4 separate regions of the Homo sapiens genome follow, and all the other regions are linked to region 2. Evidence: chromatin loops called from intact Hi-C (ENCODE). Cell type or tissue: PC-9. All regions are shown on one strand. Links, peaks and the distances in the headings refer to the core of each region. The heading gives the core; the rest is flanking DNA.

Evidence for each region. Hi-C counts contacts between places; a loop is a spot of excess contacts. Peaks named below come from ENCODE experiments on the same cell type or tissue, not always from the same donor. Only the 100,000 strongest peaks of a DNase experiment are listed, where the experiment ranks them.
Region 1: it touches region 2 in a loop (8-fold over the local background); 48 of 110 quality-filtered maps call a loop at or near these places.
Region 3: it touches region 2 in a loop (5-fold over the local background); 5 of 110 quality-filtered maps call a loop at or near these places.
Region 4: a loop joins it to region 2, with 9 times the contacts of the local background. A loop is called at or near these places in 44 of 110 quality-filtered maps.

What each region holds. Positions count from the first base shown.
Region 1 is chr3:189,958,205-189,966,172 of GRCh38, reverse strand. P3H2 (prolyl 3-hydroxylase 2) reads left to right here. Exons shown (of 15, transcript NM_018192.4): 14 at 2,075-2,215. Among named protein-coding and RNA genes, the nearest start is that of MIR944, 130 kb to the right of the region's middle. In PC-9, for the core only: CTCF peaks have their summits at 4,443 (motif pointing left), 7,345 and 7,547; a DNase peak (open chromatin) is centred at 4,442.
Region 2 is chr3:190,420,753-190,428,720 of GRCh38, reverse strand. TMEM207 (transmembrane protein 207) reads left to right here. Exons shown (of 5, transcript NM_207316.3): 5 at 1-66. Among named protein-coding and RNA genes, the nearest start is that of TMEM207, 25 kb to the left of the region's middle. In PC-9, for the core only: CTCF peaks have their summits at 3,978 and 4,180 (motif pointing right); a DNase peak (open chromatin) is centred at 4,100; H3K27ac peaks cover 562 bases.
Region 3 is chr3:190,341,581-190,349,548 of GRCh38, reverse strand. It overlaps a transcript of CLDN16 not described here. Among named protein-coding and RNA genes, the nearest start is that of CLDN1, 23 kb to the right of the region's middle. In PC-9, for the core only: no CTCF peak of the experiment used is centred there; a DNase peak (open chromatin) is centred at 4,218; H3K4me3 peaks cover 1,862 bases; H3K27ac peaks cover 4,458 bases.
Region 4 is chr3:190,221,910-190,229,877 of GRCh38, reverse strand. No RefSeq gene overlaps it. Among named protein-coding and RNA genes, the nearest start is that of CLDN1, 97 kb to the left of the region's middle. In PC-9, for the core only: a CTCF peak has its summit at 4,548 (motif pointing left); no DNase peak of the experiment used is centred there.

The DNA of each region.
Region 1 (7,968 bases), core at 2,560-7,559, 460 kb after region 2:
TCTTTCTTTCTTTCTTTCTTTCTTTCTTTCTTTCTTTCTTTCTTTCTTTTTCTTTCTTTCTTTCTTTTTTCTTTCTTTCTTTCTTTCTTCCTTTCTTTCCTTCTTTCTCTTTCTTTCTTTCTTTCTTTTCTTTCTTTCTCTCTCTCTTTTTCTTTCTTTCTCTCCCTCTCTTCTTTCTTTTCTTTCTTTCTTTTTTTTTTTTTCTGTCACCCAGACTGGAGTGCAGTAGCACGATCTCAGCTCACTGCAACTTCCGTCTCCCAGGTTCAAGCGATTCTCCTGCCTCAGCCTCCTGAGTAGCTGGGATCACAGGCACCCACCAACACATCTGGCTAATTTTTGTATTTTTAGTAGAGACGGGGTTTCACCATGTTGGCCAGGCTGGTCTCAAACTCCTGACCTCAGGTGATCCACCTGCCTTGGCCTCCTAAAGTGCTGGGATTATAGGCGTGAGCCACCACGCCCGGCCTCAGAAGTCTTTTCTATCCTACTTCACAGGTTTTACCTTTCACTTATTTTGCTGCTTCTATGTGGAAATGTACAAATTCCTTCTCCAGAAAAACAGAATCACATTGATACTGAGGACACGACTAACTCGTGAACTCTCTAGATTTACATCAGAACAGTTGCCTTGGTAAAGCTGTTTAGGAAAAGCAATTCCAGCAAAGACAAATCACTCTTCAGTTATTGTGAGTAGAAGAGTAAAAAGAAACTGACTGCTTTTTTTCTGCTCTTCCCTTTAACACTCACACACAAGTCACATATACACACACATGCAGACTCACACAGACATAAACACACACACATGCCCACATAAACACATATGCACCCACCTGTCTCTCTGGCTTTCCGACTCCTCCACCTACCTCTTACCTTCCATATGTAGTCACGTAGTCCGGGAGTACCTATGTTATGTAGCAACCAAGGACTTTAGGAAATTTTTCAAATATTCTTCCTGAAGCTAGCAGTGAAAAACCAGCCAGCTCATTTTATGCAGAAGGAAACCAAAGATTTACGGGCATATGTCAACTCAAGTCAATTCAGAAAATGGCTAGTGAGAACCAGTCCATGTTCTCACCTAGTAAAATGGCTAGTGCCACTTTTTTTTGGTTTTACTTTACTTTTCTGAACTATACAGAGGAATGAATAAAGTTTCTGTATTTCCCAAGAAAGACAAAATGGATTCTACTCACATGAGACACTTCTTTAAACACAGAAGCAAGGCCTCTAATATTCAGTTGCTTAAGCTCATTCAATTTGAAGAGGCAGCTTGTTTGATCTTCTACCCTGGCTCAGTGAGCCCAGCAGTATTTCTTTTTCTCTCACTACACTCTTCTACCTAAACGCTGTGGACAGCTCCACCTGAGCAGTGCATAAGCTGCGAAGGACTGTGTCAGTCTTAAAACACTTAAGGGTGATGGCGAATAGGCCACTCCAAGGGGTGTCGTGTTCTCACCACTAGAGATGTTCAAACAATGCCTAAACGACCACTGGGAAACAATAGTGTAAAGGAAATGAAATATCATACAGAATTATGACTTTTAAAAATGTTTGTATTGTGAAAAGCACATAAACCATGAATGTACAATTTAAAAATTAGAAAGCGTATACGCTCATGTAACCACTACCTAGATCAATAACAACTTTTCCAGCACTGCAGATGTCCTGTTTGTTTGTTTGTTAATTACACAAGTATGGAATGGACACCTACCTTGTATCCGGATGCTTTGCTAGTGCAAAAGCTACAGAAATGAATTATGAGAGGAAAACTTTGCCTTCTTTGAATTTGCAGGCTATCATATATATAGCATGTATTGAATGATTACTATGTATGTGGACTTTGCTACACGTTTTACTTGAACATCTTTTTATTTTCTGAGGTATATATTATTTTGACCTTACCTTTGTTTTACGGGTGAGAAAATTGAGATAATTTACATCATCTTCAATCCCAGGATTCCTTTATTCTTCGCCTCAGGCCTTAACTCAAATAATCTCATAGCCAGAGAAGCAGGAGTTGTGGAAATGTTTATGATACAACAATTGAAAGTCTAATTTTTGCTTTCTTTCTCAGGCCTCTATAAAACCAAAATGTGGGCGCATGATCAGCTTCTCATCTGGAGGAGAGAACCCTCATGGGGTGAAGGCAGTCACCAAGGGAAAGAGGTGTGCTGTGGCTCTGTGGTTCACCTTGGACCCACTTTATAGAGAATTGGTGAGTTTCTCACCCGCCCAGAAAGCCAATTAGGCTTGCTTCATGAACTGCTTTATCTGAGAAGTCCTTTAAATTGCTTCGTCTGAGGAAAAGAAGAGGGTAAAGGCAGTTCTTAATCAGATATGTTCTAGTAAGTGAAGATGTTTGTAGAAATAGCTGTGTCAATGATATTTGATAGTCACTAATCTGTCTTGAGCTTATTAACAAATTGTAAGGCTGGGCGTGGTGGCTCACTCCTATAACCCCAGAACTTTGGGAGGCCGAGGTGGGCAGATCACTTGAGGTCGGGAGTTCGAGACCAGCCTGATCAACATGCTGAAACCCCATCTCTACTAAAAATACAAAATTAGCTGGATGTGGTGGCATGCGCCTGTAGTTCCAGTTACTCGGGAAGCTGAGGCAGGAGAATCGCTTGAACCTGGGAGGCGTAAATTGCAGTAAGCCGAGATCGCACCACTGCACTTCAGCCTGGGCAACAGGGCAAGACTCTGTCTCAAAACAAAAACAAAAACCAAAACAACTCTGTGGCATCAGGGAGGAATCACTTTTTATTGGTCACCCAGAAGACGGATTTGTTTTCTCGCAAATCATAAGAAATAGTATTGAATCATTTATGAAACGTATTTGAAAGAGGGCAAGGAAACCTAAAAGATTATTATTACTTATTACTGTTATTACATTAAGTATTTCAATATTATTATATGCAAACTAGCTGAGGACACTTAGCTAGGAGGAGACCATGATCTCATCGTTTTGGAAGCCCGTGGGCAGATGTCATAGTCTCCACCTGTGGAGCTGCAGCGGTATGAATTAAGACCAATGGGTAGAAGCCCTGGAGGGAAAATTTGGGCTCCACACAAGGAATAACTTTCAAATAGTCACCACAGTTTGGCAGAATTGTCTGCTTTGGAAGCACTGATTGGATGGCTCCAATCAAAGCCCAGGCAACTGCTTAGCATGGAACGCTGAAATGGAATCTAAAACATCGTAGCAGAGGCTTAACTGGATGACCTCCAAATCTTCTCCAGCCCTAAGTATTGATGAAGCTATGAAATTCTATTCTTAAAACTGGCATTCTATCCAGTTTTCCTTGTTAGGTTCCTAAGTTGAATCCAATTTCATCAGAAACTATTTAAAAATAATGCGTTTTTCTCATATACTTTTCACCATCAAATCTAACTTACAAAGTGTTTCCCCACATTCCCTAAGCCATTCTTTCACATATTTTACAAAAGACCTATTGTGACCTTTTATTGTACAGAAGAGCTATTATTATCTGCCTTGGAAACTCTGCTAGATAGGCCCTAGGGGTAGAAGGGTGAACAGAACAAGGTCCTGGACTATGAGGAGCTTGGACAGAACAGCTAGTAAATACGCTGTAAGAAGAGAACAGTATATGTTTTGTAGCAGGGAATCAAGGAAGACTTCTATAAGCTCAGACCTAGAAGCAAAGACGATAGCCAGGCATAGAAAAAATGGCCCTGGCTGGGCGTGGTGGCTCACGCCTATAATCCCTGCACTTTTGGAGGCCTAGGTGGGTGGATCACCTGAGGTCAGGAGTTGGAGACCAGCCTGGCCAACATGGTGAAACCCCATCTCTACTAAAAATACAAAAATTAGCCTGGCGTGGTGGCACGCACCTGTAATCCCAGCTGCTCGGGAGCCTGAGGCAGGGGAATCGCTTGAACCCAGGAGGTGGAGGCTGCAGTTGCAGTGAGCTGAGATCACTCCACCACACTGTAACCTGGGCGACAAGAGTGAGACTCTGTCTTAAAAAAAAAAAAAAAAAAAAAAAAGAAGAAGAAGAAAAAGAAAGAAAGGCCCTGACAAAAGGACCAGAGCACAGAGTCCTGAAAACCTCAAGGGAGCAGCAAACAATTGCCTTCCCCTATCATTACTTTATATCCTGGTATTTTCCATCTCCAAAATGTTAGCATTCCATCAAAGCATTTTTTTTTAAACTAAGGAACCTATGTCAATGGGTAGACAGTGAAGATAAAATTATTGAAATATTACCTCACTATTCTAGTATTCAATTCAGCAGACATTTAATCTATTTCATCATTCAGTATCCAAACTCCCTTTTCCAAGGTATTGTTCTCTCAAAATAAGCTAACACAAAGTAAGTTCTCTTTGCTCCTTTGTAATAGGAAACATCAACGCCAGCGTCCCTTCCTCTGATGGAAAAGTACTAGAAAACCTCTCCAGTCTTCAGGCCGTAGCGGCATCTAGTGGCCACAGTGGGAAATGACCAGAACTTTTTCCTCAGCTAAATTAGCCCAGGCTGTGAATCATTCTTTGCTACACGTGGAGATCATCTATTGATCGTTACAAACTACTAACATCTGTGTTTCAGGAGTTTTAAGAGCTCCCCAGGTGATTCTAACGTGCAGCAGCAGAGTTTGGGAGTTCCTGGCCTAGACGTCTTTTTGCAGATTGAATCTCAGAAAAAAAAAATGCCTACCTATGAACAAGTCATTAGAGCTGGCCGATTCTCATGCTTATTATGAATTACTTTAAAGGGTCTCAGTTCTCAAGGAGTATTTAGCAACATCCTTTTAAGGATGCAAGGATGTTCGAAGCTTCATATATATTGGTTCCAGCTCTTGAATTTCTTTCCCTTAATGAGAAACAAGATTACAATCATTTCTTGTGGTCAACAGATGTGAAAGCTTTGTATGTGTGTCGATTTGTTAAGTATCAGGATTGTTTTCCTTGGCCGGGCACGGTGGCTCAGTCCTGTAATCCTAGCACTTGGGGAGGCCGAGGCGGGCAGATCACCTGAGGTCAGGGGTTCGAAACCAGCCTGGCCAACATGGCGAAACCCCGTCTCTACTAAAATTACAAAAATTAGCCAGGCATGGTGGCATATGCCTGTAATCCCAGCTACTGGGGAGGCTGAGGCAGGAGAATCACTTGAATCCAGGAGGTGGAGGTTGCTGTAACCCGAGATCGCACCACTGCACTCCAACCTGGGCAACAGAGTGAGACTCTGTCTTGAAAAAAAAAAAAAAGATTGTTTTCCTTATATTTGTAAAGTAGTACTTGGGCTTTTTATTTAGATGTGGCAGCAACTTAATTTTCTGTTATTTAGTATATCTAGTCCTTTTAGTTGCCTTTTTGTAAACATTTTTTATTACAAGCTCTTGCATGAAAGGGGCTTTGTTTTCAATTCATAAAATAGTTATTTATTTAACTTACTGTGCGCAGGCACTGTGTTAAAGACCGCCTATGGGGAATGCACACTAGTAGGATATAATTCCTATTTTCAAGGAGCTTGAAGTCAAATTGGAGAAATAATACAAGGACCCAACTAATTAAACCACAAGGCAAGTTTTGGTAAGAATCCTTAGCAGCAAATGCGTGGTTTGAGGGATATCAAAAAGCAATCCAAAAAGGCTTCTTTGAGGAGATGGCATTTGAAAAAAAGCTTTAAAAGATCAATTTCTTTAGGGAGAGGCATTTTAGACAGAGAAAGGCTTCATCCATTTACACATTTACTCATCAAAGAAAATAGAACTCTTGCCACATGTCAGTGGCTTTTCTGAGCACTGAAAATACAGTAGTGACCAAGAAGATAAGATGCCCTGCTCTTCTGGAGCTTACATTCTAGTGGAAGGAAACAGATCCCAAAAAAGTAAAAAATAAATAAATAATCGAGAGATTTTTCACACGGTGACCAATGATGTGTGGAAAATGGAACAAGACAACTGATTCTGGAGTGAAAGGGTAGGAGCGGCAAATTGTGAGGCCTCGCCAAACAAGTGGCATGTGAGCTGAAACCTAATAAATTAGAAGTCCACTAGGATAAATGTCTGGAGGAGAGTATTCCAGGCAGAGGACAAGCTGCAAAGGCCCAGAGACAATAAGATGTTTGGAGTCACCAAGAAACAAAGAAAGCCAGAGCATCTGGAATATGGCAGACAAGAGGGAGAGTGGCTTCAGTAGAGGACGTGGAGGCGGCAGGAGTCGGATTCCACAGGCTGATTGGGAAATGCGAATTGTATTCTAACTAGTGGAAAGTCATGTAGTCCCCACACCCCAACACACACACACACACACACACACACACACACACACACACACACACACACACATATCTCCTCCAGTCCTGGAGAGTTACAGGATACAGAAGATTACTTTAGCTAACATGTGGTCTTGGACTGGAGTAGTAATAGAGAAGGTAAAAAGAGATGGAAGATTTGAGATACAATTTGGAGGTAGACCAGCTGCACCTGCTGATGGATTAATGTGAGGAATAAAAGAAAGCGTAGAATATAATGGGAGCATCCAGAGAAACACTTAATTCAGAATCGGATTAGGGAATTCTTTTGAAAGTGTTACATTCAGGGAGCTTGAGGTAAGTTAAGAAGTTGGAATATAAGGTGAGGAGAAGGGAGGCAAAATAAACCTAAAGAAGAGAGAAAGGTATGAATAAGAAGAGAGAACAAACACCACATATTCTCACTCATAGGTGGGAATTGAACAATGAGAACACATGGACACAGGAAGGGGAATATCACACTCTGGGGACTGTTGTGGGGTGGGGGGAGGGGGGAGGGATAGCATTGGGAGATATACCTAATGCTAGATGACGAGTTAGTGGGTGCAGCGCACCAGCATGGCACATGTATACATATGTAACTAACCTGCACATTGTGCACATGTACCCTAAAACTTAAAGTATAATAATAAAAAATAAATAAATAAATAAAAGAAAAAAAAAAGAAGAGACAGGTGTAAAGCAACTTCTTATAAGCACACCAAGAAAAGTAGACCTGAAACTTCAAGCAGTAGGGACCCATTGAAGAGCTGTGAGTAGGAAAGAGATATAATCAGATATAAGCCAGTAGGATTCATTAGAAGCATGTGAGGGTGAGTAGTGAAACAGCGAGAGCAATTTGGAGGCTGCGGCAGTAATTAAGAGATGATGAGGGCTTACAATGGTGGCTCTCAAGAGGGAGCGATTGGCCGGGTGCAGTGGCTCACTCCTGTAATCCCAGCACTTTGGGAGGGCGAGGCGGGTGGATCACCTGAGGTCGGGAGTTTGAGACCAAGCCTGGTCAACATGGTAAAAATATAAAAAATTAGCCGGGCATGGTGGTGAGCGCCTGTAAACCCAGGTACTTGGGAGGCTGAGGCAGGAGAATCGCTTGAACCCGGGAGGCAGAGGTTGCAGTGAGCCGAGATCGCGTCACTGGACTCCAGCCTGGGCAACAAGAGCAAAATTCCATCTCAAAAAAAAAAAAAAAAAAAAAGAGGGAGCAATGTTGCCCTCTAGTGGACATTTGGCAATATCTGGGGGTTGGTGGGGGAGGTTGTTACTGACACCTGTGGTAGGTAGAGAGGACGGGGTGTCGCTGAGCATCCTGCAGGGCACAGGGCAGCACCACCCTCCCACCCCCCAACAAATAATTATCTGGTCTAAAAATGTCAATCAGACCAAAATTGAGAAACCCTGACCTAAACTCCGGCAACAATAGTGCATTGAGGAGAAAGGGGCAGAGACAGCAGATAGAACAGAATAGGTGACTTATCAGATGCAGGAAACCATGGTCGGGCTTTTAAGGCAAATAGGTGAGCGATGTTGGTCTTTACCGAGAGAGAGCCTACGTGAAGAACAGAGCAGGTTCTTGGGGAGAAAATGGTGAATTCAGCTTGACCACTGAACTGAGTTGGAGATGGCTATGGGGCCATGAATTAGAAAGAGTAGGAAGCAGTTGAACATACAGTCGTTCTTTGCAGGAGAGAAA
Region 2 (7,968 bases), core at 1,495-6,494:
ATGACATATGATCTTCAGCTGACAAATTTGTTGAACAAAACAATAAACATCAATAGATATCTAAAATTTAGTTTGACCAAACTTATTTCCTAATCTTCTTTTTCCAAATCTGTTTTATCCAAACCTTCCCCATCTCAGTTAACTGCAACTGTTGCTCAGGCCAAAAAATACTTGGAGCCATAGAAGCTAGGGTAATCCTTTTTAATAAACTAGTTTTAGAGCAGTTTTAGGTCCACAGGAATATTGAGCAGAAGGTAGAGAGATTTATTGTATACACCCTGCTTTGACACTTACATAACCTCCCCCATTACCAACATTTCTCACCAGAGTGATACACTTCTTACAATTGATGTGCCTATACTGACATCATGATCATCCAAAGTCCATAGTTTATATTATGATTTACTCTTGGTGTTGTACATTCTGTAGGTCTGACAAATTTAGAATGACATGTACCTACCATTATAGTGTCACACAAAGTAATTTCAACGCCCCTGAAAGTCCTCTGTGCTCTGCCTATCTATCCATTCTTCCCTCCCTTCTAAATCCAAACAACCATTGATCTTTTTATTTTCTCCACAGCTTTGCATTTTTAGAATGCCCTATAGTTGGAATCATACAGTATGTAGCCTTTTCAGGTTAGCACGTAAGTTTCCTCTATGTCTTTTCATGGCTTGATAGTTCATTTCTTTTCAGGGCTAAATAAAATCCATTGTCTGGTTTACCAGAGTTTATGTATGCCTTCACCTGCTGAAGGATATCTTGGATGCTTCCAAGTTTTGGCAATTACGCATAAAGCTACTGTCAATATCCATATGCAAGATTTTGTGGAGACATAAGTTTGTAACTTATGTTTGTTGGGTTGTATGTTTAGTTTTGCAACAAAACCACTAACCCATCTTTCAAAGTGTCTGTACCATTTTGGAGTTCTAGCAGCAATGAACGAGAGTTCCCATTGCTCCACATCCTCACCAGCATTTGGTGTTGTCAGTATTCTGAATTTTGGCCATTCTAATAAGTGTGCTGTGGTATTCCATTGTTGTTTTAATTTGCAATTCCCTAATGACATGTGATGTAAAGAAACTTTTGATATGTGGAGTAATCTTTTTACAATGTAAGGAGCATCATTTACTTTAACTAAACTCTAACTGAGGCACTCCACCTCAGTCAAGGAAAATGTCAAATTCCTTGACACATGGCTCTATATGATCTGTACTCCTTCCCCATCTCCATTCTTGTGACTTTCCCTTTTATTCATTTGTTCCAGAAACATTGTCCTCAAACCTGTCAGGTACTAGCCTACACCCATTTTGCAGTTATTTTTGTCCACAACATTCTTCCCCCAGATATCAGCATTGCTTCACCAACTCACCTACTTGAATTCTTTGTTGGAAAGTCACCTTCTCAATTAGGCCCAACCTTTCTATTCTACTTTAAATCGCAGCCTCTCCCAACCCTGACACTCTCAACCTCCTTATACTAGAAACACTTTTCACTTTTCCGTAGCACTTATCATCTTCTACTATGCTATACAGCTGAATTCTACTGGTAGTCTGGTATGTTTCTTCCAGGGCTAGAATATAAATCCACAAGTGAAGGAAATCATTGCCTGATACTAAAACTAAGTTATAAAGTAATGTTTCCTAGTTCTGGAAATTCCCAAAAAACTGGATGAGGGTTTAATGGGGGTAAGACCTTACGAAAGTGAGGGTGAGTAAAAGCCAGAGACAGCTGACTTAGTGCTGTTAACATAATCTCACTTGTATCCGCTGATGAAAAAGATCTGAAGAAGCATGTGTTTATGTACTGCAATAATCCCTGGTGTGTGTGTAGGGCTTTATAGTGAACAAACTGCTTTCATATACGCTATCAGATTTTATTCTAATGACAATTTTGTGAACCGGCTATTCCTAACTTCAAGTTGAACATGGTAGAATGAAGACATCTACTCTCTTCAGAAACCTACTAAGATTATAGGAAAGAAATTAAACTGTTTTTAATTCACAGAGACAGAAGTAAGATGACAGTAAGAAGAAAGTTAATCAGAAGATTTTAGTACTTGGAAAGATGAATGAGATGGACACAGATGGTTGTCATGATTCACTGAGATTTTGAGTTTCTCTGCTTTGCTAAGCGTCAGGGAAGAAATAGAATGATTAAGCTAATATTTGCTACGGCAATCCAGAAATGTCCTAGAATTAGAGGCAAAAGAAGTGAAGAGAATTCTGAAAATGATAGTGAAGCTAATCTATAGGAAGACAGCATTGCAGCAGCCCGAAGAAGAGCCAGTTCCAATCAGAACATAACAGCAATGAGCTACAGGAAATAGGAGGAATGATTAAAGAAAAATATATATGTAGCTTTAATGTTAAATTAGTAGTAAGTGGAAAACAGGGGAAGTGAAAAAAACAAGGCATTTATTAAATCCATGAAAAACAAAAATTGGATTAACTATAAAATGGTTAAGCTATGAAAATTAAAAATAATTAGTACTGTTATAAATGGTTAAGCTATGAATAATGTAAATAATTAATACTTAAATTGATTAAAATGTTTAAATTAATATTTTAAATATATATTATTTATATTAACAATATAGGCAAAGGGAAAAGGTTTGTGAAGGAAGGTGGCAGGATACAGTAAGAAACCTAAATGCTAATCTCAGATTGTGAAAATTTAATTATTATTATTTATTAATAATTTATTATTTATTAATTTATTAAATAAATAAAGTATTAATAAATTAAAACCAAATGGTGCCAAAACACATCATTTTAGAATTGGATAATAAATATTTGTAACAAAATACTTAAAGAGTTGAAAATTGTTGTCTCAAGAAATTGGACTCGGAGATAATGTGTGGCTTAGGTATGACAGAAAAGTACTGATTTCTATTTCGATTTTATAGTACTACTTGACTTTTAAAATTAAGTTCATTTATTACTTAAATAGAAAGAAATATAAAATTAAACAAGTACATGATTTGGCAGTGTTATAGCTTGTAATTCCAAGCCAACAAAGGAAGTCATACTATAAAGAAGTAAAAAATGTAAAACATATCTTCACGTAATGGGGCTACAGATGATTTTATTTTTTATGTTTCTTGATTTTCTAATGTTCAATTAGACTTCAAAAGTATATATATACTTTTATAGTTGAAAAGCTCACAAATTCTGTTTTAAAAAGTAGACAAAAAGGTATCTATCTATCTATCTATCTATCATCTATCTATCTATCTACCTATCTATGCATGTGTGTCTGCTTTCATTTAATAGATGAGAAAGTGTGGACCCTGGAAGACGATTTGACTTGCCCAAGTTGTATAGCTAATTAGTGTAAGAAACAAAACTAGAGACTAGGTATTGACATCTTTCAGTTCCTATTTCAGGCATTTTTCCACTATGATCTTCTAACTTTAAAAGTGACTATAATAAGTAAACATCAGAGAATGATCAATATAACTATATTGATCTCAAATGAGTGACTCTAAGAAAAAGTTTTTGTTTGTATCCTATGAGCTACGTATGTTACACCCCATTCCATTTACAGAGCAGGCAGTGGTTATAATTAACCCATAGAAAAGCGTAAGCACATCTAGAAACAGAGCTAATGATTTATCAGCTAATTTGCCTAAGACAGTAGTGAAAGTCGGAGTTGAAGTAATTGGAATTTATTTTAAAGTTAATTGCGTTTATGAGTCAGTACACTTCAAACAAAATACCTGTTTGGTGTTGGTTGGTTGATTGGTTTATTTCTGTGTTTGTAATAGGATTGAATTTTTTTTCTTCCCATGTTAAAGAATGTTATTTATTTATTTATTTTCGGAGACAGAGTCTCACTCTGTCGCCCAGGCTGCAGTGCACTGCAACCTCCACCTTCCAGGTAGGTTGAAGCAATTCGCCTCCCTCAGACTCTGCACCCGCCACAACGTCTGGCTAACTTTTTTTTTTTGGTATTTTTAGTAGAGATGGGGTTTCGCCATGTTGGCCAGGTTGGTCTCGAACTCCTGACCTCAGGTCATCCGCCCACATCGGCCTCCCTGGTATTACAGGCAGAGCCACCGCGCCAGGCTGAGAATGTTTGTTTTTTAAAATGAGGGTTGTTTTTTTTTCTTTTTACTAATGATTGTAGCAATTTCTTTGAGCATCCACCAGAGGGCATGAAAGCCAATCTATGATTCCAGCCCATTAGCTAGCTTGGATTTAATGGCTAGAAGAAACTATGAAGCTGAGTTACTACTGATATCAAATTTTTGACAGACCCTAGCAGAATGAAATAATAATGAGGTTCACATTTGCAAAAAGGTATCTAGTTTCTTTCACAAGAAAGCTGAGCATCAGGTGAGATGCCTGGCATCAGAATGTAGAAAATTTGAAATAGAAACCATCTTTCTGAGGATGAGGCCTATGAGTTTGAGGTGTCTACAAAGGTAGGCTAATTTGTGCATATAATGCCCACGTGGTACGCAATATCTACAACACTGGCCTTATAGATCTAACCTATATCATTTTTACCTGACTGCAAGTTCCTTTTTAATTTTCAGTTTTGTAGTTCCAAATTTGTTTCATTTACATTAGCACCACAACTTTATAAGAGACAACTTTAAAATTCAATATCTTTCACAAAAATGAAATAGAGCTGGGATAGAGTTAAAATAGCATTCATGTGGACAATAAAATGAAACTCTCCCAGAATATTATATTTAAGGCAAAATGTGAAATTCTTCAAAATTGTGTAAGAGAAAATGAAATAATGAAAATGTGTTGGCTATAAAACCACTCTGTTGAGAGTGATCTAAAAAAAAAAAAAAAGAAGAAAAGAAATAGACTATACATTCCAAGGGAATCTTTTACTTTCAAATTCATTTTGCTTTGTGATTTTGTACAAAATAATCCTATGCAGGCATTTTTGAATGTTTAATATTAGATGCGATAAAAAGTACCATTTTTGTTTTTCACAGAACTAGCTATAGTTCTCTGAAAATGAAATAAAAGTAATGCCTGCTTTACAAAATGGAATAGGTTAATAATAAACAAAATGAAATTTGTATTTGTGCATTTGGAAAATATTTATTCTCTGAAATTATGCCAATTTATGCTTGCGATCTAACTCATGAAAAAATAATCTGTATCAATCAAAATGCTAGATTTTTATATTATTAAGATAAAAATGGCATTGCTCAGAATTACTGACACTGTTGATGAATGCAGGTTGCTTAATTTTACTATTATGTTTGTTTGGGAGGGTTTCCTTTTTGGAAAATCTGTTTTGGGACATAATGAGAAAAAGTAATATGAGTTCACTTTTTCTAATAATTAATGTAATAATGTCTCTCTTTATATTTAAAAAAAAGCCAACTTTTGTCCATAAGGTAGGAAAACTGGCCATACAAAATGAAGTCATATCAACTTAGATTATTCTCTCTTTTATATACCTAAATCCAGGTAAACTTATAATGTTAGAAGAGTCTTGGGTACTACTAATTGTCTTCTACATTTAGAAGGACTAGAGCTATTATCTTGTTTTGAAAGGTGCAAAATAATTTTTAAAAAGCCTAGATATTTATTAGAAATAATCAGTGGACAATTGCATGCTTATCTAATATTCTGTGGAGTACTTTGCCACCTGTGACATGGTCAAAAACTACATTAATGCTATGTGAAGACAGTTGAAGTAAGAGATGTAATGCCAATCTCTTAAGAGTGGCAAAGCATTGCTGGAATGTTAAGTATCTCCCATAATGCAAAATTTCTTCCATCTTTATTTTTTCTCCTTTTAGCAAGGTTTATTGACTGCTTCAGTTTCTGCTATATTAACTAAATTAACTTACATGGTTCCTATTTACAGAATTTGAAGATTTCCCTTTCTCCTACAGAGATCCTCTCTAACACCCTCCTCTAATCAATACTTCCCATTCAATAGCTTTTTAAAAAACACACAGTAAAATATTTATTTTAATTTAGAAAAAGGAAAACTACCATTTGAAACTAAAGGATTCCTCAATCCCTTTTCCCAATTCGCTTAGTTACATGGGCTTAACTTTGCACACAATAACCTAATTTAGAAAACAGCAGAAAAATTTGATGATTTTAATAACTATTTTCTATCTATTTTTTCTAGCTGACTTAGGATGACAATGAAAGGGATCAAGGTTACTTTGCTTAGTCTCACTTCATCTGTACTTTATTAAATATAAAGTCTTCCTTACAAAGCATCCCCTTTACTTGATTTTTGCTTCTATTTTTCTTTTCAACTCCAATTTTGTTTTTTTCCCCCAATTATCGTCAACAAATATTTAACCTGCTGGTTTTGTGAAGGCAGTCTAATTTCTGCAAAAGAAATCTTATAGTATTTCACATCTTTCAAAAATCTCCCAAGCCCTGATGCAAATAAAAGCTACAGAAATTAAAATTACAGTACTTAGGCATGACATCAACCCCAAAGTGTGAACCATTTTCATTGTTGAATTTTGGATCCAATTGAAATGGAGATCTTACAGACTACTGCAACAAAATAAACATTGAGAAAATTCATATTAAGGAATTGTTAATTGTTAATCTTGTTGAATGTGATACTGTATTGTGGCTATGTTGATAAAGTCTTTATTATATAACTATAATGAAGTTCTTATGAGTGGAATGATATGACTTCTAAGATGTTTTAAATAAACAAATATTTTTACTTATTTTTTGGTTGTGGATAAAGCCTATACATTGAATGTTAACATATATCAATTTATACTTGCTAACTCTGATACTATACTATTCTATTTATACTTGCTAACTCTGATACTATTATGGCTATGCTTTGCATAAGCAATGAAACTTAATAAACTATCTTTCCTCCTGCTTAGAGTATATTTAATGGTGAGAATAATACATTGATTAACCCAGCATGTACCGAAATTCAGATACTCACATACAAACGGAAAAGCATTTCTACTTATTTTATTTAATGTATTTTAAAGCCAAATTAGTTTCAAACTGAAATGTTTTTTAAATTGAATCTTTAAATTATATTACAAATGGAAAAGTGGCTTTTTTCCAAGTCCACATAAATATTAATAATGGCTACAAAATAAAAATATTCCATGTACTACCTAAATATGTTTCAAGTGCCATTTGTAGTAAGTATGTCACCCTTTGAGAAATTCATTAATATATGCTACCAAATTGGAGACACAACATAGGATGAACTAAGAACAAGAATAATATCTTTATAATTCCCCATTTTCAGAAATACACATCCAAACAATTAGTGAAAATAGAAAAAGTTGCTCAATTGGCTCCATTGTGCTCAATTTAATTAGATAAACGCATATCAAAACAACAACGTAATACTATTGTTTATCCATAAGATTGGCAGTATTAAAGATGGTTAATATCTTGTTTTGGCAAGAGTATGGGGAAGCAAGCTCTTTTATACAGTGTTAGTGGATGTATAACATAGTGCAGCCTTTTTTGAAGGCCAATTTGGCTACGTGTATCTAAAATTTTGATGGATATTAACATGCTGTCAACATTTCTACTTTCAGACACAGATATTAATTCTACAGCTAGAGTGCTGTAAGAAGGCAAAGATGTTTCTAAAAGTATATTCTCTGAAACATTGTTTATAGTAGCAAAATCTATCAATAGCGATGATGCTTAAAGGGACATTTTAGACAAATTGGTACAATGTACATTGGTACAATGAACTATGTAGCTATCAAAAAGAAGAAGGTCATATAGAACAAATATCAATGAATAATTAACTCTAGTCATCTTGCTATATAGTAGATCTCTTAAATTTATTCTTTCTATCTAAATGTAATTATGCATCCTTTGACCAATATCTCCCTACCCCTCTTCCAACTAACAAAGGATCCAGGCTCTGGTGACAACCACTCTACTCTCTATTTTTTTGTGTGATTTTTATTTTTATTTTTTTAGATGGAGTTTCGCTCTTATTGCCCAGACTGGAGTGCAG
Region 3 (7,968 bases), core at 1,564-6,563, 79 kb after region 2:
AGTAAAGACATGACCATTGATGAAACATACCATGAATGGGGATCTGTATTAGTCTGTTCTTGCACTGCTATAAATACCTACCTGAGCCTGGGTAATTTATAAAGAAAAGAAGTTTGACTGACAGTTCCTCAGGCTGCACAGGAAGCATGGCTGGGGGGCCTCAGGAAACTTACAATCATGGCAGAAGGGCCAAGGGGAAGCAAGCATGTCTTCATGTGGTGGCAGGAGAGAAGGAGTGAAGGGGGAAGCTCTACACACGTTTAAACAACCAGCTCTTATGAGAACTCACTCACTATCATGAGAACAACAAGGGGAAATTCATCCCCATGATCCAATCGCCTCCCACCAGGTCCCTCCCCCAACACTGGGGATTACAATTGAACAACTGGATTTGGGTGGGGACACAAAAACCATACCAGGGTCTTACCATACTATTTCCTTTCATCTATCTGATATCGATTCATCAACCTTAATGCCCATCAATGACAGACTGGATAAAGAAAATGTGGTACATATACACGCTGGTATATTACGCAGCCATGAAAAAGAATGAGATTATGTCCTTTGCAGAGACATGGATGGAGCTAAAGACCATTATCTTTAGCAAACTAACACAGAAACAGAAAACCAGACATCACATGTTCTCACTTATAAGTGGGAGCTAAATGATGAGAACACATGGCCACATAGTGGGAAACAACACACACTGGGGTCTTTTGGAGGGTGGAGGGAGGTAAGAGAAAGAGGATCAGGAAAAATAACTAATGGGTACTAGGCTTAGTACCTGGGTGATGAAATAATCTGTACAACAAACCCCCATGACACAAGTTTACCTGTGTAACAGACCTGCACATGTACCCCTGACCTTAAAACTTAAAAAATGAATTCTTTAAATATTTATTGACACAATTTCATAAAAGAAGGTTTGCTTGGCAATGGGGGCATAGTTTTTATTTTAATGGGATAAACAGACATGAAAGCATATTGTTTTCTTTCTTCTGGTCTGACCACATTTATCCATGAGACTTAAGTGACTGCAGGCCTGTGTTGTAGGCTTTTGCTTTCCTTCACTCTGCACAGTCTCTCTAAGCAATATCTTCTATTCCCATGGCTTTAAATGAAACAAAAATCAGTGTGGGTGTGTATATCTTTGTAAGAAACATAATCTTCCAAAGACACACACCACACACACACACACACACACACACACACATTGCAGTCTTGCTGTCTTCCTTGACATTGTGGTCTCATCTTTTTTTTTTTTTTTTGATTTATTCTTTTTTTTTTTTTTTTTTGAGACGGAGTCTTGCTCTGTCGCCAGGCTGGAGTGTAGTGGCACCATCTCAGCTCACTGCAAGCTCCGCCTCCCAGATTCAAGCAATTCTCCTGCCTCAGCCGCCCGAGTAGCTGGGATTACAGGCAAGTGCCACCGTGCCAGCTAATTTTTTTTTTTTTTTTTTTGTATTTTCAGTAGAGACGGGGTTTCACCTTGTTAACCAGGATGGTCACAATCTCCTGACCTCGTGATCCACCTGCCTTGGCCTCTCAAAATGCTGGGATTACAGATGTGAGCCACCGCGCCCAGCCCATGGTCTCATCTTCTACCGATTCCTCGCCCTGTACCACCACTAGGTTCCCTATGCTCCAGCCACAGACCTTTTTTTCTGTTCCTTACAAACTACAAGATCATCACTGCTTCTGGGCTTTTGTGCACTTAGATCCCTGAAATCACCTCATATCATGCAGGTCTCAGCTCACTTGTCGCCACTTCAGAGAAACCTACTTTCATCCTCCAAACTGAAGAAGGTAATCTGTACCAATCATTGACTTTCATATCACCTCTTTTTATTGTCTACACAGCAGACATGCCTAGTTGAAATTGTCTTATTTATCTTTGTTGTTTATTATCTGTCTCCCCCATCAAGAATGACATTTCCATGAGGGCAGGAACTTGCCTATCTTATTCACAACTGTGTCCTTGATACCTAAGATAATAATTGACATGTGGCAGACACTCATAAGTATTTAGTAATGATGAATGAATGCTACAATTTTCTGATGGTCTAACACAGACCTTTCTTTTGAGTGCCAGATCGTTATATCCATTTATAACTATATGTTCCTTGGGCACTTCAAACTCAGCACTGGCATCTCTGAATTTTTCTCCTTTCTCTCTAAAACTATCCTTTTGTCCAGTGTTTTCTAGCACTATAAATAGGAGGTCTACCCAGAAAAACTGGTAGTTTTTCTTGACTCCTCCCTACTTTCTCATCACATCAAAATTATTAACAAATGTTATTGAGTCTACTCTAAAAATATTTATCAGAATCATCTATACGTTGCCATCCCCATTGCCACCATCATCATGGCTCTGCAATCGTTTCCTAGCTGGTCTCTCTGTCAATCGTCTCTGCCACATATTAGCTTTGTGACCTTGGACATATTTTTAAACTTCATAGTGCCTCAGTTTCCTCACTCACCTCTCCAGTTAGGCAAACATCTTACAGTTACAGCATGAGGATAAAGAGTATCCTCCAAAATAATAATAGTGTTCTCCAAAGTGTCCCCCCGCCCAAACCTCGGCGTGTGAACTTATTTGGAAATAGGAGCTTTTCGGAAGTAATAAGGTAATACTGGATTAGGGTGAGCCATACAATAACTGATGTCCTTATAAGGAGAGAACAATTTGGACACAGAAACATGGGCAGAGGGAAGGCAATGGGAGACACAGGGGAGAATGTCATGTGGAAAGGCAGAGGCTGGGGTGATGGATCTGCAAGCCAAGCAACACCAGGGATTGTGAGTAACCACTACAAGCTAGGAGAAGGCAGGGAAGGATACTTCCCAAGATCCCCTTCAGACAAAGCCTATGACCTTACTGGTATCCTGATCTCAGACGTCTGGGCTCCAGAAAAATGAGAGAATGAATTTCTTTTAAGCCACCTAGTTTGTGGTAATTTGTTGCCACATCCCTAAGAAACTAGTATAGTTGTTGTAAAGAATACTAGGACAACTTACATAAAGAATGTACAGTTTTGGCTATAGTAAGCATAAAATAAAATTTAGTTATTATTTTAATTTCAGCATCATTATGAATCTAGATCAAAACTGTTAAAACGCAAATATGACTGGGTCACTATCCTGCTTAAAATTGCCGGAGGATTTTTATTGTTCATAGAATAGAGACCAAAACTTTAAAACAGTTCAAAATTCCCTGTAGCAAAATCTGGTCACACACCCACATCTCTACATGGTACTTCTTTTTCCTTCAGTTTTTTTTTCCTTCCCTAAGCAAACAGAACTTCTTTTGAATTTTTATTCTCTCTCACCTCCAGGCATTCTAACATGTGGTTCCCTCTGCTAAAACACTTTCTTTTCTGTTTCTTTCCTTCGGTCTCGGTGTAAATTCCTTCTTTAAGGGAGTTCCTTCCTGGTTAAGGAAGATCCCTCTGTCTTACGTGCCATAGGACGCTTCAGTTCTATCCTTGGCTACTTCCATCACACTTCTGAATGTTCATGTGTATTGTCACTTACACTGTAAGACCTAAAAGGACTGGTTACAAGAGTCTTGTTATTTGGGTTTAGTCCAGTCCCTGGCATATGCTCAGCACTACCTCAATAAATATTATATATATTACATAAATAAATGAATAAGATTATTTCAATACAATGTAATCAATACAGTAATAAACATACAGTTGTTAGTTTAAAGGAGGGGACAGATGGATAGACTGGCAGATTACCTGGGACAAACTGAAAGTCAGAATTTTATGAGAAGGAAGGAAAGCTGCCAAAGTGTGTTTATTTTAGCCTCTTCCTGTATTTCACGAATGAATAACTGGAAGCCCAGTGAGGTAAAGCATTTAAACAAAGCTGAACACCTATCAGTGGCAAAACTAGAACCAGAATTCCTTTTCCTCATCAAAGAGTCTTTCTAGAGAGCATTATGCTGCTTATGATAAAGAGAGACGGAGCTAGGCCTGTAAAAAATAAATATGAGATTAACACAACTGAAAGAAGAGGCTCTGGAAAAACACGAGGCTTGTTTACAGAGGAAAAATAATAGTGATGAGATGAGAGCATTTTCAAATAATTCCAGGATTGCCAAATAGGGTGATTCAAACCTGATAGGAAGTAACTCAAATTCCATAAGTGCAGTGAGAGAATGTGTAACTAAGGGAGGAGAAGTCAAATTCCTGAGGTGCAGTGGGTGTGTGATATGAAGAGGAGAAGAGAAAGTCCCTAAACTGAGAAATATCACAAAATGAACAAAGAGGTTGTGAAAGACCTTTTATCTGGTAGTATCCATCCGAGCCAAAATCCTGCCTGCCTGCCCCTAGAAGCTCTTGCCAGCTATCTCCCTGGTTACTATCAAAGCTGGTAAGACAACAAGAACCAGGAACTTAAACTGTAGCTTAATACAGAGTTCACTAGCAGCACTGTGTGTGTGTTAGGTGGAGAGGGGTGTCTTTAGTCAAATTACTTTACCCTTTAAATCTACAAATTTCAGTGTTAACATTGGTATTAGCTTAACTCTTCCTCTGTCTCTGAATTTTGTCTATTTTCCCCATACTCTTCTAAGTAAAAGTCTGATCTTATTCATTTATTTACACTTCTGGGTAAATAGAATTATTTCCTCTGAATCGATCTGTGTGAAAATACAGCTACCTGACCCTTCTCTGCCAATATTCAATGTGTCCCTAAATCCCAACCAAATTCCTAGCATGAGCAAGAAGACCCCCTTTTACAGCTTGGCCTAATTTTTGCAACTCTTTCTCCAGACATTTATCCTCCTTTATTCTATAACCTAATCACATGATTATCTGGAATCCTTAGTTTTTTTTTTTATTTCCACAGCTTTCCTTATGCTACTTTTTTATGGAAGACAAGGAAAATTTAGTGATTTAATTCTTAATGTTTTGCCAAAATAAAAGTGTCGACTAAAAGTATACATACATATATAATTTTAACATTTAATATATTTTCACATTTATACAAATGCATTTACAGAATACATAGTATGTAATACAGTATGTACTATGTATAATTATGAATTATATATAATATACATTATTCACTACTCTATAATACTTATATGAAAATTAAGAACAGTTTATATACACATTAAATCTATCAAATATTAATGACTGTTTAAATAATATTTAATAGCAATTTATCTGTAGTACTTTTAATACCAGTAGTGAATATGATTAAGATAATTAAAGCTTCTTGGAGGTGCATGCATAAAAATCCACATATGGCTTTTCTGGGAATTTTAAGAAGTTATTCAGAGATGTTTAGGTAATATAAGCAATTTCTCTGAAGGTGTTATTTAGTTACAGAAATTTGGAAGCTCTGTGTTTTATAATGATGGCTATTCTTCATACGTGCTTTCAAAGCGTTTTTCAAAATTATTTTTTATATTTTTTATATTTCATTTCATTAAAAAATGTATTGTGCACATTTAAGTTATACAACATGATGTTATGATACATGTATATAGTAAAATGATTGCTGCAGTGAAACAAAATAGCAAATCCATCATCTTACATATTTATTCATTATTCGCCCTATCACATGTGAAGATACAATCTACCCATGTAGCAAAAATCTTGACTACAGTACATTATTATTTACTGTAGTCTCTATTTGTACATTAGATCTTTCAACTTGTTCATCCTACGTTGCTACTTTGTATCCTCTGGCCTGTATCTTCCCATTTTCTCCCCCAGACCTGAACTCTGATAACCACTGTTTTATTTTCTATCTCTTTTTATTGATTTGACTCCCCTGCCATTTTTTTAAGATTCCATATATAAGTGAAGTCATGTGATATTTTTCTTTCTGTGTCTGACTTACTTCACGTAGCATAATGCCCTTCAGATTCATATATGTCGTGGCAAATGGCAGAATCTCTTTGTACTTAAGGCTGAATAATATTTCTTTGTATATATACACTATAGATTTTTTATCCATTCATCCACTGATGTACACCTAGGTTGTTTCTGTATCTTAGGTATTGTATGAACAATGCTGCAATGAATATGAGAGTGCAGATATCTTTACGAGGTGGTGATTTTATCTCCTTTGAGTATATACCCAAAAGAGATATTGCTGGATCATATAGTAGCTATATTTTTAATTTCTTTAGGAACTTCTATACTTTTTTTATGGCTGTACCAATCTACATTCCCAAAAGTGTACAAGGCTTCCCTTTCTTCCACACCCTGATCAACATTTTTTATCTCTTGTCTTTTTGATACCAGCTATCCTAACAGGCGTGAGGTGGTATCTTATAGTTGCTTATGATCTATTTTCCTGATTATTAGTAATGTTGAGCTCTTTTTCATACACTTGTTGGCAACTTTTATGTCATCTTTGGAGAAATACGTATTTCAGTCCTTACCCAGTTATAAGTGGGTTATAAGTTTTCTCACTATTGAGTTGGATGAGATCTTTATAAATCTTTTATATTAACCCTTTCTCTGATACATGATTTGCAAATATTTTTTCCAATCCGTAGGTTGTCTTTTCATTTTGTTGATTGTTTTCTTTGCTATGCAAAAGCTTTTTGATTTGATATAGTCATACTTATTTACTTTTGCTTTTGTAGCTTAAACTTCTGGTGTGATATTCAAGAAATCATTGCCAAGGCCAATGTCAAGGAGTTTTTCCCCTATGTTTTTTTCCAGGAGTTTTATGGCTTCATTTCTTATGTTTAAGTCTTTAATCCATTCTAAATTAATTTTTGTGTGTGCTGGAAGGGTCCAATGTATTTCTTTTGCATGTGAAAATCCAGTTTTCTGAGCACCATTTATTGAAAACACTATCTTTTTCCCATTGCATCATGTTGGTATCTATGGTGAAAATTAGTTAACTGTAAATGTTTGGATTTATTTTGGGACTCTCCCTTCTGTTCCACTGGCTGACATGCCTCTTTTATGCCAGTACCATGCTGTTTTGTTTACTATAGCTTTGTATCCTTTTCAATTTCTTTCATTAATGTCTTATAGTTTTCAGGGGACAGGTCTTTCACCTCTTTGGTTAAATTTATTCCTAAGAATTTCAATTTTTATGCTATTGTAAATCAGATTGTCTTTTTGCTTTCTGTTTCACCTAGGTCATTATTTGCATATATAAATCCCACAGATTTTTGTATGTTGATTTTATATCTTGCAACTTTACCAAATTCTACCACCATGTGAGATGTGCCTTTCACCTTCTGCCATAATTGTGATGCATCCCCAGCCATGTGGAACTGTAAGTCCAATAAACCTCTTTCTTTTGTAAATTGCCCAGTCTCAGGTATGTCCTTATCAGCAGCATGAAAATGAACTAATACAGTAAATTGGTACCAGCAGAGTGGGGTGCTCCTGAAAAGATACCTGAAAATGTGGAAGCGACTTTGGAACTGTGTAACAGGCAGAGTTTGGAACAGTTTGGAGGGCTCAGAAGAAGACAGGAAGATGTGAGAAAGTTTGGAACTTCCTGGAGATTTCTTGAATGGCTTTGCCAAAAATGCTGATAGTGATATGGAAAATAAAGTCCAGGCTCAGGTGGTTTCAGATGGAAATAAGGACCTTTTGGGGAACTGGAGCAAAGGTGACTCTTGTTATGTTTTAGCAAAGAGACTGGCAGCATTTTGTCCCTGCCCTAGAGATTTGTGGATCTTTGAACTTGAGAGAGATGATTTGGGGTATCCGGTGAAAGAAATTTTTAAGCAGCAAAGCATTCAAGAGGTGACTTGAGTGCTGTTAAATGCATTCAGTTTTAAAAGGGAAACAGAGCATCAAAGTTCAGAAAATCTGCAGCCTGACAATGCAATAGAAAAGAAAATCTCATTCTGCGGGGAGAAATCCAAGCCGGCTATAGAAATTTGCATAACTAATGAGAAGCCGAATATTAATCACCAAGTCAATGGAAAAAAATATCTCCAGGGCATGTGAGAGACCTTTGTGGCAGCCCCTC
Region 4 (7,968 bases), core at 1,494-6,493, 200 kb after region 2:
AACTACTTGTTAGCCATGTTACCCAAACCACTTAAACTCTGAGCTTTTGTTGCCTCATCTAGAAAATGAGAATAGTAGTACCTACATCACAGTACTGTTATGAAAAGTGAATGAAATATGCGTGAAATTATTTTGCAAACTCATAAGAGCTGTATCTGTGTAAAGAAGGTATTTGTATTTATTTTAAAAATAATGTACATTAAATGAGAGGAGTCTGCTTGTAGCATCAGTCATAAATGTATTTTCTCCCCTCAAAAGCAATTTGCATTTCTATGTTCTGCTATACAAAGAAATATAGACACATGAAACAATACTATTAAAAACTGATTTTCTCAATGTGGAAAAGATAAAAGTTCTAGAATATGCTGCAATAAGATATAATCCAGATGCTGAAAATGTTCACTACAAGCTGTCAACACTAGGTGCATGAAAGTCAGATACTAGGATTTAGGTTTTGGCCTAAGAATTTTCCTTTTAAATTCTCAATATTCCTCAGAAATCTTAAGTTAATACCCCGAAAGAATAAAAATGATTCATTTCTCAGACTGAGAATCCCAATATAAGGAGAACATACATGCCTACCACCTCCTCTGGAAGTGATTCTAAAAACCCAAACTCACCCATCCCTTCCTACTTACCCACTTTCTGTGGGTACCACATCAGATGCTTCCCATTCTTGGTCTTGAGACCATTCCATAGCTTTTCTCTCCTCTCTCTTACTATAAATGAGCCACCATCACACACATAACAATAGCTGTCACATGTTGAATAACTATGGAGTGTCAGCAGCTGTATTGGTAATTTTGATTGTATTGGTAATATTGATATACATATTGGTAATATTGATATACATATTGGTAATATTGATCTACATCTGACAAGAAGTTTATTCTTGTCCCAGTGTTATAGAAACCAAGACCCCAAGAATCTAAGTACATTGTTTAAAGTCTTTCTGTGGATTGGAGAGGACCAGGATTTATCTGAGTCCCTGTGATACTTTGCTCTCCTCTTATCATTAAACAGCATTGTCTCTCTGTCAAAGCCTCACCTTTTTTCTTTCAAAAATATTTTACTTACATGAACTAATTTTTTTAAACTGGTTTTAATCATTTGGATCTATTTATGCACTCTTTCAAATGAAATGAAACATCTTCCAGACAAATTTTTTCTGAATCAAATTGAAAACAACAAATAATATATAAATAAAGGTTTGAATAATGTTGAAAGTGTACAGCATTACCTGTATGTAACAAAATATTTCTTTTTTAAGGAGAAGGGAGAAGCTGAATTTTTAAAAAGTCACTCAATTATGAAGCAAAGCCTCAAGTTCTAGTCATTGCCCTATAACTAACTTCTTGTGTGATCCTGGGTAATTGTCTTCTCCAGACCTCAGATATTTCACTTACATATTGAAGAAGTTCCATGAAACGCCACTTGCATATGGGCTGCCACCTTGTGATATTAGCTTTTCTAGTTTCATTCTCCATCTTTCCACACGCACGTCCCCATCATTCCTCTCCTTGTCTTCCAATTTATCCTTATTTGGCAATTAGTATCTTGCTCAGGCATGTTTTATGTGTTTTCCAATGCAATATCCACACTATTTTTAACTTATCCATGTACATGTAAAATCGCGTATATCACCACTTGTAAACAAACCACATTTTGAGGAAACCAGGTTTCCTGTTTGGAGCTGCTTGGAGTTCACGAGGAAGCCATCCTCATAATAGGCAACGTGAATGAAGACCAACCAAGGAAAAGTCCAGCTGAGAATGGAGCCACAGCCTTAGCTGTCCTCATTCCCCAGCCTTTAGGTTGCTCCTGGTTGAACCTGTCCAGTTCACTAGGTCTTCCGGTCCAGGAACTGCTTCTGTCACTATCTGGGACCACCTTTCTGGGGCTTGTTCTATGTTGACCGATGCATGGACAAATTCATTTTCACCACCAAGTTGACACCTTATTAGAAAATTGATGGAAAATATAAACCAAACACAAAAGATAAAGAAGCACATTAAGTGGTGAGGTAAAAATGGCACAAACTTCTAATTGTGCCCCAGTCCACCTTCTTGAGGAAGAAGATAATTGCCTATCTGGACTGCATATTCATCTTCTGAATATCAGAACACCCTAAACTGCTTGGCATTGTCCATTTAATCACTCCTAGAAGTCATTCTGACATTGGGTCCCTGGGCAGCGTGATGTAAAGTAAGACCTGGTTTTTCTGTCTAATTTCCTGATTATGTGGAGAAACAAACACACTTGGAAATCAGACCGAACTGATTGCAGCCCTAGATCCATGACTGCCGGTTGTGTGGCATGAATAAGTGAATTAACAGATCTATGCCTCAGTTAACTTATGTGTACTATGGGAAAACAATAGTTTCCTCCAGTGGATTTTGTGAGATTTAAATAAAATAGCATGGGTGAAATATCCAGTGCAGCATCCGGTAGAGTTCTATTTCCATTTTCAGTATATGAAACATGCTTACAAGCCAGCCACTATTGTTGGAAGTGTATGGTTTCTTTAGTTATACTTAAATGATATTTCTATCTGTGCCAGTGAGAGGAACTACCCAATGGGTGCTTTTCTACTTCCTGTCAGCTCCTTTGGCAAGACATTCATATCAAAAACCTGACTCTCACTATGTTCCTGCTTCTGGTCTGTGGGGAGCCAATTTGAAAGCAGAACTGATCTGACTTGCCTGGAATGTTTAAACCCATCCTGGCTTAAAAATATACCTTTCAAATGATTCCTGTAGATAATCTGTTCAATTACACATCGTCAGCAGAAGCCTAAATAATTCCTATGTTTAGTGGCAATGATACCCATTCAAATATTGGGTAAAATATTGAAATTTATCAGAAGGTAAGAGGCACAGAGAGGCTCATTATATTGCTTTACTTTGGTGTAGGTTTTAAAATTTCTGTAATAAAATGTAACAGGAAAGTTTTTTTTGTAGGATTTCAAATTGCTACTTAAGTCATTATAAAACATTAATTCCTCTTACCTTCATTACTTTGTTCAAAACATTTTGCCTCGTGTTGTCCCAACTCTTACCCTATACTCTGGCTAGAAACATGATTTACCTTCCTTCGTAAATGAGTAGCTGATTCGTCTCTAGAGCTGAGCTATGGTCCTTCACTTTAGCACAGGGCGCTGCCCATGCAAACTCTGGACTTTCCATTCAAATTCATTATTAGTCTTTGCTGTCAATGAGTTGAACCCTTTTTTTCCTGAACGCCGTGAGTCACCTCCCATAACTAGCCTTCCATAAAGGTATTTAACTTGAGTGTATAAATTGAGTCTATCTCAGGGCAACCACAATTGTATAAGGCTGTGTGCTGTGTTTCCAGGAGAATCTTTGGGTCCTTATGTCTTTCCAATAGGGTTGGTTCCACCTTCACTTTAATGTTCCTCAAGAACAAAGACAATGTGTTCTACTTCCACAATAATTTGCATAAATACATATGCAATATCTTTTGCAATATGAACCCTCAGGATGTCAATTCAGGTATTTTTCTTTTTTGTATTCTGACTTCTCTAGGAAACTAAAGTGACACATTTCAGGTAAGTAAGGCCAAGACTTAAGTGATATTGGGATCCTAAAGTCTAGACAGCTTAAATGACAAAGGCCATTTTCTAATGCCCTCCCTCTTTTTAGTCTAAGTATGTAGATTTCTTTTTATTTTCTCTAATTCCTTTAGCTACCGTTTGTTCCTATCACATTTCTCAGTGGTATCAGCTCACTACTTATGCTGCTGCTACTTTAATAGCTACTAGAAGAAAAAACTGTTAAAGACAAATGCCCAACATGAATTGCTTGTACCTCGAATGTGCTTAAAAAGTATCTGTGGAGCAAATAATTGAATTACAATCATTACAACCCTACCCTCAAATTATTATTTTTTCTTTGAGGGAAGAAGGTGAACAGCTTGTGAGATAATTAGCATTGAGGAATAGTGCTATGATGTTTAGTATTCTCATTATGGAGAGGAAAACACTCTCTTGATGGGGCAGAAAGCAGACAACTTATTCTGTAAAAAGGAGAGAAAGAAAAATAATTTTTTCAAGGTTCCAGCTATATACCTAGTCATATTCGAAAGCAAGATTTTTGTAGGACCCTGAAATCTCTAAGACTTTGGTCCTAGTAACACATGCAGAAGGGACTAGACTAGAACATCACCAAAAACACCTCAAAATATAAAATTCTGATTCTGACAATTTGGTAGTAAAAGAACACATATTTATGTGATTTTTTAATTAAGAAAGGAGAAAAGAAAAATATGAACAGATGAGAAAGAAAACAATGAAAGAAAAATAAATGACAAAAAATGATAGAGAGAAATTGTCTTCTTGGGAAAGAAAGGAAGAAAAGAAAGAAGGAAAGAAGAAAGAAGAAAGAAAGAGAGAGAGGGAGGGAGGGATGAAGGGAGGGAGGGAGGAAGGAAGGAAGGAGGGAGGGAAAAAGGGGAAACAAAACAAGAAAAAGATGTATCTGCTTGAGTGATGATTTGAGATTAGATAATTTAGTAAATTATTTTAAAATTGGGTTCATGTGGCTCCATCTATTGGTGGAAAGATTATCTTCCACCTCGTTTTCACTGAGGTCTTTCAAGTGGCAGTTGGTTCCTAAGTGACAGGTCAGGCCGTGGAACAAAGCTGAGAGAACTATATTCTTCCATGAAAATGTGTTCCACTCTGCTCTGAATAATGAGACGAACTACTTAGCTTGTAAATATTGGAGTTCTGTAAAATTACTACAGATTTTATTTTTAAGAGCTACATTAAGGACCCTCTATAGTTGAGACATGGTAATAAAAATTTAACAAGACCACACACTCCACGGGTCATATTAAAATCCAATTTTGCTATGACTACTTTGGAGTCTATTTTCAGCTATGCTGAAATATGTGACTTTTGTCCTTAAGTAGATTAGCTGGGTTGAAAATAGATAATAACCATAAATATTTACAACAAAATAATGTCTTTTATAGAATATACATCTTATGAAGCCATTTTTATTAGTTAATCCTTCTAATAGAGTAGAATTAAAGCATTGCTCTCCTCTCAATTGGATCGATGTCAAAACCAAGACAGAAAAAAGGACCTCAGACTCACTTGAATGCAAATCAGTGGCTGAGGTTCAGGGATCACATTGACATAGAGCTGGAAGATTTGCGGTTCAAGAATCAATCCCCTTAGTACTGCATAAGAATGCCTGAAATGTTTTCCTGGCATTTCGGCCTCTAAAAATTATGATGACACGTCAAGGCTTGGGTAAGTTACATCCCTTCCATCAATGTTTCTCTGCTTTTCAGAGCCAAGAAGTGCTCTTTTTCTATTCTGTATGCCAAACACATTTCACTTGTACATCTTTAAGGTCCTTTTAAAATTTATATATGATAATTATTGAGTTTATATCCATACTGTGATCTACTTGAGGACAAGTGCCACATATTTCTTTTCTTTCTTATTTTTATTTATTTATTTATTTATTTTTGGCTGTCCCTAATTTTCACTGGAATGAGGAGGGGTATAATAAACTAGCTATGTGTACAAAAATACACACTACCTGGTATCAACACTGAACATGGTAAAAACCCAAATAATTGTTTTTAGATTTATGAATTGAATTGAGTAACTGCTGATGAGTGAATAAATAAATTCATGAAGAAATAAACTCAGCAAAGTTCAAACAACAGGTCTGTACCTCCCTGGGACAAAGCTTGCTGGGACAATGAGCAATTGGAAATAATCACAGTTAATATTTTCATGGTCATACCTGTAGAAAGTTGAGAGCATAGATTCTGTAGCAAGAAACATTAAGGCTTGAACACTGGCTCTTTCATTTCTGAACTGCACAAATTCAGGTAAGCTACTTAAATTGACAAATTCTGTTTCTTAATCTGTAAAATATGATTGCAAATAGAGTTTATATAAAATTAAATAAATTAATGCATGTTAGTAATTTAGGGGGAGTGGCCAAGGTGGCCTACTGGAAGCAGCTAGTGTGTGTGGCTCTCACGGAGAGGAACAGAAAGGGCGAATAAACACAACACCTTCAACTGAAACATCCAGGTACTTGCACTGGGATTAATCACAAAAACAACTTGACCCACAGAGAATGAAGAAAAGCAAGACAGGACAATGGCCCACCTTGGAGCAACACAGAGCCAAGGGCTCTTCCCCTGCCCAGGGAAGCAGCAACCAGGAAACCATGCTTCTCTCACAGATTTTTGCAACCCTCTGGTCAGGAGATCCCCTTGGACACTCATTCCACCAGGGCCTTCAGTCTTCAGTCTGACGGACAGAGCTACTGGGAGTCTCAGCAGAGCAGCCACCCAGGCATGTGTGGAGACCCGGGAGCTTTAGATACTTGGGCTTTCCTGCAAAAATAGCTGCAGCTCTGGCAAAGTAGGATATTAGACTCCTGTACATACCCCTAGGAAGGAGCTGAGCAGCAGCAGCTCACAGGACACACTTTAGGGCACCTCAGAAGATAAGACCCACTGGCTTGGAATTCTAGCCAACTACTGGTAGCAGTGTTGCACCTCCCTAAGAAGGATCTCCCAGCAGGAGGGACAGCTGCCACCTTTGATGTTTGGGTGCCTTAGCCATTCCAGCCTTCTGGCTTTGGAGAGTCTGAGCCAACCCAGGGAGAAAGGGATCCCTCAGCACAGCACAGCACTGCTGTGCTACCAAAATGTGGCCAGACTGCTGCTTTAAGCAGGTGTCTGGTCCTATTCCTCGTTGCTGGACAGGGCCTCCCAACTGGGGCCTCCAGCCACCCCTACCCAAGCTCTCCAGCTTACAGCAACCTGAATTCCGCCTAGGACAATGCTCCCAGAGGTAGGGGTGGGCCACGATCTTTGCTATTTTGGTGATTTGCCCATTCTAGCCTTTGGGCTTCGGAGTGTCTGAGGCAACCAGAAGCTGAAGTGAATCCCCAGCACAGCAAAGATGCTCTACCAAAATGTGGGCAGACTGCTTTTTTAAGTGGTCCCAACCTTATTCCCTCTCACTGGGAGGGACCTCTCAACCAGGGCCTCCAGCTACTTCCTACAGGTACCTCTGGGTCAGCAACAGGTCCGTGTTTCCCTGGGACAAAGCTTGCAGAAGGAGGAACAGGCTGCCATCTTTGCTGTTTCACAGCCTTCACTAGTGACACCTCCAGGTCCTGGAAAATCCAGGGTGACTAGGGACTTGAGCAGGTCGCAAGCATATTGCAGCAGCCCTGCAGAAAAGTGGCCAGACTATTACATGGGTGCCCTTTGCCATATCTCATCCGCAGGCAAGTCCTACAGTTCTGGGCCTCCAGCCACCCCATGTCAGAACTATTGAGCCACTAACAACTCAGCAGTTCCCTGAACAGAGCCTCTAGGGACAACTGAAAGCCTCTCTACCACGGCCTCTGCAATGGAACTGCCTTTGCCACTCTCAGATTAAGGAAAAAGCAAAGATCCTAAGTGTCTTCTCCATAACTCCAAGCTGCAAGTTGACCCAAGGAAAGGAGGCTAGTCTGTCTCCCATAGGTCTCACCCCACCCCCCCCGACACACACGCACATGCACACACACACACACACACACACACACAGCTTGTCACCAGACAAGGAAGCCCTGGCTTGGGCCCACAGCACAAACCCTCCATCCTGGGCTGAATGCACTGAGTGATTGCTGGCCTGCATCTCTCTGGGGTGGAGCCCCTAGAAATCAAGCAAATGATCCTTGGCCACAGCCACCACTAAGATTTTTTACTCTGCTGCCTCTAAGCTAGGGAAGGAACATAAATACAGTGGGCAGCCCAAGAGTCCCAAGTAATGAACTACTGCCAGCACTCAAGGGGCAGAGGAACCCCCAGTTTCAGAGCACTGAGAGGGAACATGACTACAACTGTGAGGAAACACAGAAGAGACACACAACCAAGCAAGCATCTACCAACTAAGTGTCAACTGCTGGATCATACCCT